Linked DNA regions of Homo sapiens: region 2 is linked to region 1. A link is an interaction called in ENCODE POLR2A ChIA-PET data of the cell type or tissue named here. Cell type or tissue: A673. All regions are shown on one strand. Links, peaks and the distances in the headings refer to the core of each region. The heading gives the core; the rest is flanking DNA.

The links. Peaks named below come from ENCODE experiments on the same cell type or tissue, not always from the same donor. Only the 100,000 strongest peaks of a DNase experiment are listed, where the experiment ranks them.
Region 2: POLR2A ChIA-PET joins it to region 1 with 5 read pairs; 1 of 35 experiments calls an interaction of 5 or more read pairs at or near these places.

The regions. Positions count from the first base shown.
Region 1 is chr10:125,544,888-125,550,260 of GRCh38, forward strand. No RefSeq gene overlaps it. Among named protein-coding and RNA genes, the nearest start is that of TEX36-AS1, 27 kb to the right of the region's middle. RefSeq lists an enhancer at 315-815. In A673, for the core only: a CTCF peak has its summit at 2,343; a DNase peak (open chromatin) is centred at 2,524.
Region 2 is chr10:125,022,446-125,027,818 of GRCh38, forward strand. All of the region lies in intron 3 of CTBP2 (C-terminal binding protein 2), which reads right to left. Among named protein-coding and RNA genes, the nearest start is that of MIR4296, 7.7 kb to the right of the region's middle. RefSeq lists an enhancer at 4,383-4,925. In A673, for the core only: no CTCF peak of the experiment used is centred there; a DNase peak (open chromatin) is centred at 2,196; H3K4me3 peaks cover 825 bases; H3K27ac peaks cover 2,887 bases.

The sequences.
Region 1 (5,373 bases), core at 141-5,140:
CCGCAAACCTGAAGGCTCCCCACACTCGGTGGGGTCTTTGCTCCTCCTTCCGCCTTGCACCCGGCTGCTCCGTCTCACAGGTATGAGGGTGTCCTTCTGAAAGGCAGTAGTAGGATATTATTAGTACGAATACAGGAGTACCATGCCACCTGCATTGCTCAAGCCAGACTGGGCCTTCCTAGGACAGGCCGTGACATGCTGTTCCCTGTGACTAGGACACTGTTCCTTCACTCTTCTTCACCCAGCCACAGCCAACACACCTTAGGCAACAGCTCCTCCAGGAAGCCTACCTGACCACTCTCATCCCATCCCTGCCCCAAGTTGTCCACATAGGGAACCCCTCCTTTGTGCCAACACCTGTTGGCTGTCTCCAGTGTGCTGGGCACCGGGGATGCAAAGGCACACAAGACATGGCCCCTGCCTGCAGGGAGCACACAGTCTACTGCCCAGGAGCCAGATATGGGAGAAAACAGGACGGTCCTGCTTCCAGAGCTTTCTGTGCCTGTGCTGTCTCTCTGTGTTGTTTTTTTAGTCTCTCCCACTGTGCACTCGTGGCACCCTGGGGAGGGTCTTAGCCCTGTTTGTATCCTTACACCGAGCACCATTTCTAGTATAAATTACCCTATGCCCTCGATGAACGCACAAGGGCTGAATCAACAAATGGGCTTAACTGTGGGTTCCCTGCAGGTTAGTGCCACCATTGTCCTCTTTAAGAGGTTGCTGCTGTCCCTGTCATGCATATGTGTTGAAAGAAGAAATCCCTTATTTAGAGTTCCCTGAGCAAATGCTCTGGGGAGAAACCAAGGGGGGCTGTCTTCTGAATAGATGCCTGTTGAAATACATGCCTTCTGCTAGTGAGCACTTTTCTTGCAAACTTGAGTCTTAGGTTAGGTTCCTTCAAGACAAGAATTCCTGTGCAAGAGATTTGTGAAGGAAATGCTCCTGGGACACAGGTGGGAGTGGGGGCAGGGAAAGGGAAGAAGCCACACCAGGGTGCAATTTTAGGAAAGCTCTTGGCCTCAGCCTGCTCCTGTGGGGAGCCTGAAGCATGAGTTACACCTCAGTCTTGAGGCTAGCACTGGGTATCATTGTCCTGCACCCAGTTATTGGCTCTGAGCCCCAGGGAAACACAATCTGTCAGGCCTTTTGGGCTCCTGGACCTGTGGGCAAAGTGATTTTAGTAGCCCTTGAACGGGCCTCCAAAGGGGCCACAGGTACAGGGGTGGGCAGGAGAGACAACAGCTGGGGGCCTGAGAGGGGTACAACAGTGTCCTCTACAGCTTGTGGGGACAAGACCAAAGAGCCCTGGGGGTAAGGGAGCCCCTTTTTCTATTTTACTTCAGGGTCTGCGTTTAACTGACAATCACTCAGCAGGAGCCTGGTCTGCAGCTGTGTCCTCCTGCTTGGATGATGCAAAATAATGCCCCGGGCATGGCCTAAAACCCAAAGGTGGGGCTCTTTTGTCCAGTGCTAAGAGAGACTCGACTCTCAGCTTCAAGTTCTTTGCTGAGGTGAACATTATTTATCATGCTGTATTGGGTGGGAGCAGACAGTAACCCTGTACCTCATCTTGAAGGACAGAGAAAGATCTTTCTCAAGATCAAAGCATGTCCCTCAGATGTCTGGCAAATGAGTGGAGATTATAAATGAGAAGGTAGCCGACCAGGCACAGTGGCTCATGCCTGTAATCCTAGCACTTTGGGAGGCCGAGGCCGTTGGATCACCCAAGGTCAGGAGTTCGAGACCAGCCTGGCAAACATGGCAAAACCCCATCTCTACTAAAAATAGAAAAAATTAGCCAGGTATGGTTGCATGTGCCTGTAATCCCAGCTACTCAAGAGGCTGAGGGAGGAGAATCCCTTGAACCTAGGAGGTGGAGGTTGCAATAAGCCAAGACTGTGCCATTGCACTCCAGCCTGGGCAAAAGAACAAGACTTGTTTTTTTAAAAAAAAAAAAAAAAAGCAGGTAGCCAAGGATGCCTCAGGAGCTGAGTGCGGAGAGATCAGAACATGTGTTCCATCTTTGTCATGAGTTTATTTCTAGAAAAAGATTATTGTTTAAAACAATCATTAAAAGCTATCATAGATGCCATGGCCAAAATATTTTCGTAGGACATACTGTTACCACCTCACTGCCTACTGCCTCCAATTCTTAGGCGTAATTTTTTTTTTTTCAGAGAAATGAAAACTAATGTTAGAAAGAAGCACTTGGGGAACGATACCACTTAACTGATTTTATAATTGTTTACAGCAGACGCTGCCTTGGTGGAAAGTTTGGAGGGGAAAAGGGAGCCTCCCAAGGTCTTTATAAAAGGTAGCAGCGCCCCCTGACACAGAGCAGAAGGGGAACCACAATGAAGAGCATCAAACTCAGGAGGAAAAAAGGGTGGCTGGAGAGGGTGAGGGGAGGCAGAGAATGCATAAAAAGATATTATTCCCACTACTGCTGATTACAGAGATCAACCAAATCCTCCCACGCCGGAAAGAACAAAGTACTCATTTTTTAGCAACCCAAGAACAGAAGAAGGGGATATTGGCGGAACCTCTTCATATTAAAGACCAATTAAGTTATTAGGCAATTTCAGAGAAGTTCCAACAGAACAGAGCCTTTCTCTTACATTGCAAAATACCTCTGAGCCCTATATGAAATCACAAGATACAACACGGTTGTGTTACTCGTTACTTCTTTGGCTGTTACATTCACTTATTCCTCCAACAAATATTTATCACGTAATCTCCATGTGCAAGTCATGGGAGATTTGATGGACACAAAATCCTGCAGAAGAAAGAATCTAAGATCTGGTGTTAGAAAACCTCGATTGGAATCACCACTTTGCTGCACACGTGATTTTTAACACGCCACTTAAATGCCATTTTCTGGGCCTTAGTTTTGTCATCTGTAAAATGATGATCTGATACTGCTTCACAGAGTATGGGAAGCATCTCTGTAAGTGCTAAAGTCCTTTCAAAGGTCAGTTGCTGTTATTTTTTGAGTCTCCTAGCAGGATGGGGTGACCGCACTCCTGGTTTACCTATAACAGTCTCAGTTGCACCTGTTCTCCCAGCCCCTTTTCATTCTTAAAGGAGTCCAAGTTTGGCAAATAACTGATATGATCCCCTACTGATAGAGTCATCTGTATCGGAGAAAACCATGCAACAAGGACCAGAGTTCCAATTTTATCGTTCAGTTGCAGTGACTTTCCATACCTTACTATCTGTTCATGGAAGTTTCTCGCGGCCTAACAATACTTCGCTCTTTTTGAAGGTGCAGCCAACTCGGCTGTGAAAATTCAACGTGTGCACAGAAGTGGGTACTCTGCCGTGCATTTGCACAGAGGTTTCTCATGAAAAGAAACAATTTGTGGAACACCCGTCATGAATACAGAATTTGGGCATAAAGAAATGTTCTCCTGCATAATGGTATTCTTCAATTCACGAATGGAAATGTTATATTTCAAGGCAACAGTGTTGTGAGCCTTTACAATAAGCACAAAGCACTACCCCAGTCCGGCAATAGCTGAAAACCCGGGGGATTTTGGTGTTACCAAGTAGAACTGGGCTGCTAAATTGTGGCTGAGTGTGAGACACTGACCGTGGGTTGGATCTTGCACTTCAAGAGCCCTGTTCCCAGAGCCCTGGGCTGTGTTTCTCAATCTCACTCAGCTTGTTTCCTGACTCAGGGAGCAGGTATGATTCCTGTACCTGCCTCTTGGTACTGCTTTGAGGGTTACAAAGGCTAATGCATAGAGTATTTAACAGCACCAGAGACATGCCGATTGTCCCTAAGTTGTAGAAAGGCTTATCATTCTCCACTGTGCTGCTCCCAACAGAGCACTCTGCAATGGTTAACTTGAGGGGACCAACCCTTGCTATACCCTCTCTCCTTTGGCCTTGTTTCCAAATATTTGTAGGAGTTGTCCAGACCAAAGACTTTCACATGTGGGCAGTGAGTTGAAACCCTGTCTGTATCAGTTAGCCATTGCCACAATGATGCCGGGTAACAAACTCCCCCACAAAACTTGGTGGCTTAAAACAACAATGAAGCATTCTCAGCAATGTGTGGGGCAGCTGGCATCAACCGATCTAGGCTGAGCTATACTCCAAACTGCTCTGGTTGGGGAAACTTTGGCAGCAGCTCTACCAGTACATGGCTCTCATCCTGCTTCTGCAGCCAGGGGCCTCTCCAGGGCATGTGCTTCTGATGAAAATAGCAGGAAGCACTCGAGGGCTCATGGAAACCCTCCAGGTCGCCTAAGGTGTAGGCTCAAAACCAGTCGCTGCCACTTCTGCCCAGATATCGTTAACAAGAGCCAAGTCCAAGGTGAAAGGACAGGAGCACTCCCTTAAAAGGGTCGTGGCAAGGATGTGCTGGTAGAGAGGGGGGAAGAACTGGGGCCAGTAATTCAACCAACTGCACACTGTATCTCATCTTTTGCAGAAAAGGGATGGAACAAATTTGGAGCACCTACTTTGGGCCAGGACTCATTTAAGCTTCAAGAAACCTAGGAAGGAGGCAACTTCCCGCCATCTTATAGGTGGAGAGACTGAGGGTGAATATTGAATTGATTCACTTTTGCCACATAACAAAGCACTCCCAGAGTGTCCTAAGATCTCCATTTCTTTCACTTCCAATGCTATAGGTAAGCAGTTTGGGCTGGACGCAGATGGACGCCCTTCTGATGATCTCAGCGAGACACTACCCACTCATGGTCAGCTAGGAATCAAGTGGAGGCTGACTGGTCTCACCCACCTGTCTGGTAGTTGATGGCTACGGGCAACACGAATGGCTGAGCCATGTGCTCTCATGAACCCAGCTTCCCAGGGCAGCAAGAGAGCCAGCCCCAATGTGTGAACACTTTTTAAAGCCTTTGGTGGCTTGTTTGCTAATGTCCCAGGAGCCACGTAAGACATAAGGCCAGTGCAGAGCCAGTGTGGGAGGGGACTATCCAAGGGGCAGATAGAGGAAGTTAAACAAATTATGGCCGTTTTTGTAATCTGCAACAAGAACTCCGTTCAAGGAACACACTAAATGCATGGCAGAGCTTCCTCTTTGATCTTCTGAGCTGACAGGCATGTGGTGAGCACAGCCTCATGTGTCCCTAATGTGTTCCAGACACACTTAGCACTTCCCACACAGCCATGTAAACTGCCCGGTCCTCACCGAACTTTCTACTCCGACTGATCTTGAGAGGCACGTGTCTCAGGATTTAAATAAAAATGAACAAATAAATGTATTTATAAAGCCTTTGGAAAAACAGTGTAAATGACTTAGAAACAAAATTTATTTTCAGAGGAAGAAATCTTGTTTATGTGATTCTAGATTAATTCTCAGAAAGCATTTTTATAATGGAAGCAGGGAATTCTATAGGTCTC
Region 2 (5,373 bases), core at 53-5,052, 520 kb before region 1:
TGAGGAAGGATGGAAAGAAGGAAGAACAGCAGGGGTACAGGTCAATGAGGAAGGAAGGAAGGAACAGCAGGGGACAGGTCAATGAGGAAGGAAGGAAGAAGTGAACAAGCCTCTAAGCTCACGCTGGGCTCTGCCCAGGGCAGTGGTCTGTGTCCAGGACTCAGGGGTCCTGGGGGCAGCCCGGAAGAGGTTTCCTTGCTCCCTTACAACTCTCTCTGGCTGGACTGCATGGCCAGCACACAGGAAGGGCTGGACTCATCCCTCTGCTGGTCTGCAGGGCCAGCCTGGGGTCACAGCCCCTGGACCTCACCCCCAAATGTCCTTGTGCTCTGAGATGGGGGAAGCCTGCCGAAGGTTTAAGGGTCAAGACCCTCAAGAGCAGTGCGTCCTCTGCCCCAGGACAGACCTCAAGGTGCAGAGGAGTCTCAAACAAGAGGCAAGGCTGCTTGAGGACTCAGCAGCAGGGGTGTGGGCCGATGGCGGCGACCCTCTATACAGATTCTGATAGGGCTAAAATTATTGATGGAGGTGCTTTCTACCTAGGAGATCAGCGTTCACACCTCCAGTTGCTGGAAACCGAGGCCACACGAAAAGAAGCCATGAGAGTGACCAGCTCTGGTGACAGGTAACTGTCACAACCATCAGCCTCCTCAACAGCCCCTCCACACAGACCACGCGCTCCTCCCTCCATCCTGGAGTCCTCAGGCAGTGACCCTAAGCAACTAGACAGGGGTCACATGTGCCCCCATTAATCCAGTTGCATCAAGAAAAACGGCTGGAAGAAAATGGAAAAAGCTCAGAAAGATCTTTTTGTGGCTCTTTGGGCTGGGACTGCGTTTCTCACATCTGAAACTTTGCCCCCAGGGTGTGTCCTGAGCTGAGCCCTGTGCAGGCTGCAGGCTTGGCTGTATTTTGTGAAGACAAAGATATGAAAATGGCCGCAGCCCCATTCGTTCGTTGTTTCTGATGATCCCTGCTGCATCTGGTGCAGGCAGGGCTCGGGTGACAGCACGTGACACGGGGAGATTGCTGGCTCGCAGCCACCGCCGGAGGGCTCCGCGACTTGTGCCATAGCCGGCCAGGTCAGCCTGAGAGCGACAGCCGACCCCACCACCTGCCAGGTGCTGCCACTCACGCGGGCCTGGAGCCCCCATTTGTCTGTGTCACCGGGGCTGGTGGGCCGCACTGGGGTCCCCGCAGCATACGCCTTCCTCACGTTGTCACTCTGGACTGCTTGGCCAGCAAACTGGACTAGAAATAGGAGCCTATTGTGTGTATGCACAAAACCCACCAAGATAAGGCAGGTAGTTCGTGGACTGAGAAAAAGCAAACATACATTAAAAATAGCCAAAGCATCCGAAAATAAAATAGATACTGAAAACAATCCCCAAACCCCAAACCACCCCACTATAAGCAGTGCAACACCGCCCATCCCGAAGGGGAGAAGAGAGTCAACTTCCAGAAGGGCGTTCCTTGTCCCTCCGATGGGAGGGAAGCACTTGAGTTAGGCGGCACCAGAACGAAGATGCGTTCAGGCTGGCGGCGTCCCAAACAAGCAACACTGGATTTCCAGATGGCCGCGTCCTGGACCAGAGGCCGGCGGGACTGCCCAGCCTGTGCTTTCCTGAAATGTCAACATTATCCTCCACACACACACCGTCTACTTTCCCTGCTGGCTCCGACAGATCCAAATGTGACTGCGGATTCTGTGGAACCTACTGTACAAAACGTACAGCCATGTACACAGCTGAAGCGCTACCAGGGACGCCAGCCCCTGCCCCCTTCCCGACAGGGTGTGGGGGATAATGCCACAATCAGCATACGATAAGGAATGAGGAGGGAAACTGCAGCTATGGGGTGGATCATTTAACAGAGACATTTGATTTGCTGGCTGGCTTCTGCCTGCAGACTTCCCTGGCACTGGCTCGCTGCCACGCAAATTAAGTAAAAATCAATATCCTCCGGTCTGTAAAACATCGTGTTAGCAATCACACTGCAAACAACTTATATAATACCCCTCACTCCATACCCAAATAATGGCGAATGTTTTTGTTAAAAGGCAAGTCTAAAATAAACAGGAAAAAGAAAAGAAAAGAAAAGGCAATCTTACAGGTTCCTCCTTCGGCAAAACCTTTCCACGACTTGGGTGAGGAGATAATCTTTCTGTGATTATGACCAAACCCTCCTGTCACTTAGCAACACATAATTAAGGAATATGTTTTCAGATCCGCTTTGCAAGCCCGGCCATTATCAGATGAAATTACTGGAGCAACAAATGTCATCGCCATGCAAATCAGTTGGTTGCAAAGAAAGAATGTTTGACTGAGAGAGCAGGCACAGGCCCTCGGAAAAATTATCTGACGTCCCTCCTGCCGCACATGTATTTGAGAAAGTCAAATAATGATGTGATCAGACTTCAAAAAAATCCATGAGACAAAATCAGAATCTATACGACAAAGCAGAAAATCAGGCCAGTTGCTCAGTCTCCACTTGGAAACAAAATGCAAAATGCCTGGAGGTCATCTCTAGGAGGTAATATTAATAGCACACACGGGCCACACAGCGATGGCAGAGAAACTTAAGGTGGTCTCTGCAGGGTTGTGAGGTCCAGCGCCTCGGTCCCCGCCTACAGCTGCTTCAGGGCTATTTTCAAAAAGGTAGATCTTATTGTTTCATCCTGATTTTCACAAGCTATTCAGGAAAAAAAAAAATCATTTGAAAAGGATTCTGTTTTCTGAATGACGTAGGGGAGGCTGGCGGGGAGGAAAGAATTATGTTTGAAAGGAAGAAAACTGATTTACATTTTAAATTTGTGGTCAAGACTCTAGAGTTAAAATAAAAATTGTAAATGGTGCTCTGAGGACGCCCACCTAGGACTTCATCCACAATGTCCAAGGAAACACACGCCATAAATCACACCTGGCACATGTTGTGAAGAAAACCACCTACCATCACTCTCCCTTTCCTGGACTTGGAAATATATCCTTCCCTTCAAGCACGCGGAATTCCCAACTGTATTTTCTGATATGAGAGACTAAATCTGTTTTTGAAACTGAGTTCTGAGGGATTTCAACATCTTGCTTTGTTTAACCCACAAGTATGCAAACACACACATTTTCATCTCCACGGTGGGTAATCACTGCCTCTGATACGGCGTGCGGACCCGTGAGAGGTACGTTTCCACACGATCACGCCCTTCTAAATGGAGGATGCACACTTTACAGCCAGCATTTGATGAAACGTTCCTGCCTTCTCCAAAGTTCCCTAGTGTGAACTACAGAAAGGGCCACCCCTCGTGAGCTCAAGGCTGCAGTCTGTTCTGAGTGACTTGCGACTTTCTCCAAGAAACACAGTTGAGTTTTACCACCGTAATGGGAAATCTACACATCAACCCGACCTCAACTAAAGAACAGGAGGGCACTGCTGCCCCAGCAGATCTGGCCTGACACACAAATCTGATTAACTTAAGAGAAGCCGTGTCAACTGGCCACAGTGCTGCGTCCTTCTTGTTTGGTGGTGTGTGTGTGTGTGGCCTGGTGAGTGAGGACTTGCCATCCTATGTTCAAACTTCTACAACCCCGCACCCCCCTGCTCCCCCCAGGTCCCCAGGCAGGGCAGGCGGGGAGGATGTATTACTTGGTTCTGGTGCAAGCATGGTGGACACGATGATGGGTGCCCCTGTGCGCCGGGCCACCTTCTGGTACGGTGAGTGAGGCGTGTGGAGGCTCTGGCTGGCCGGCGGCAGGGTGGATGGCCCCAGGGGTGCACCTGGCTTCCGCAAGACCTGGGGGCTGCCGTGAGGGCTGGGCAGCGGAGAGGCGGCCACGTTGCGCTCCCTCTTTAGCAGCTCCATGGGCACCGTGTATGCCGTGGAGTAGGCTGTTCTGGGGCCTGGGTGAAGGGGGTTTGAGGGGCCCGGGTTAGTCAAGGCCACCCCTGCCTGCAGGGGGTACGTGGGGCTCAGACGCGCTGTCAGGGCGCAAGGGGTGGGAGAGCTGTACCCGGAGTTGGAGGGGAAGTGTGGGGCATGGGTGCCCACGCCAGGGGCAGAATAGGTGGCTGCCGTCTCCAGGAGGTGCTGAGATGGTGCGCTGGAGGGACGGCGAGCCGGGTCTCCAGCTCGGGGGGATGCTGTCTGCAGAGGAGCCGCAGCGCCCAGAGAAGCCAAGTCACCATGGAGCAGTTCGCTTCGGTGGCTGAAGCTGCTGGACCGCGCCCGGGGCAGCGGGCCCCCCCGGTCCTGCCTCCGCAGCTGCATTTCGGTCCTGCAGCTATTGGCCAGGCGGCTCAGAACACGGGCCTGGCCCAGGTTGGGTGCGACAGACTTGATATCCGCGTCCTCCAGGGTAGCCAGGACGGCCGGGGAGTCAAAGCCCTGCTGCAGTAGGGCTCCCAGCGTGGCCTCTGCCAGCCCCTCCGCCCGCAGAAAGGCCAGGAACTCAGGGAGCACGGTCCTCTTGCCACCAGGACCCTGGAAGGTGGACAGGTCAGCTTCGTAAGTCTCGTAAGCCATCTTGGATGGGATGCTTTCCCGGGCAGGCCCGTAGCCACGATTCAGGGCCCCTGGGGCCACCCCTGTGCTGCCTTCGGGGGCAGCAGCTGAACTGGGGTCCACAACCAGGCACGTCGGGGCCACCTGTCTGGCAGGGGCAGGGTCAATGGGTCTTTCGCTGATGTCGCTGAAGACCTGGCTGAGGGGGTAGGCAGGCACCTCCGCCCCATACCTGGTGTCGGGCTGCTCCCGTCCATACCGCCCGGGAGATGCAGCCCTGCTCTGTGTCTGCCGCCCCTGAGGGATCATTTTACCTCCAGGATCCCGGTACAGGTGACCGGCGTCCTGCAGGGCAGGTGACCGGCCTTGCATTGGATCCCATGACGTTCTGCTGCCAAGCACTCCGTAGCTGGGGACCGGCCGGCTGACTCCTGGGTCCCGATAGAGGGGAGGCTCTTTGGGTACCCTAGCAGCTCCAGACGGATCACTGTAGTACTCCCGTGGCAGCAGGGGGCTGCGACCAGACATCACTGCCTGTCTGCTGTCGTAGAAGGTGAAGTCAGGAGTAGACCCCTTTCTTGCAGCCACTGAGTTATAAACGGCCTCCCGGTACAGGTAGGGCTCGGCGGCCACGGGCAGGGCAGCGTCCTGTGGTCGGTGGTTTGGCTCAAACCAAGTCCCCTCTGCTGTGCCATACGTCAGGGAGCTTCTCCTCCCCAGAGGCCGCAGGGACTCGGCGTTCTCCCAGGGGCCCTCGTACCACCCAGCAGCATCCCAGCTCTGAGAACGACCAATATTTATATGCCTGCTGGGAACTGGCATTGGAAAAAAAATGACTGCGGATGAGGCAGAGGAGAAGCTTTTCTTTATAAATCTTCAAT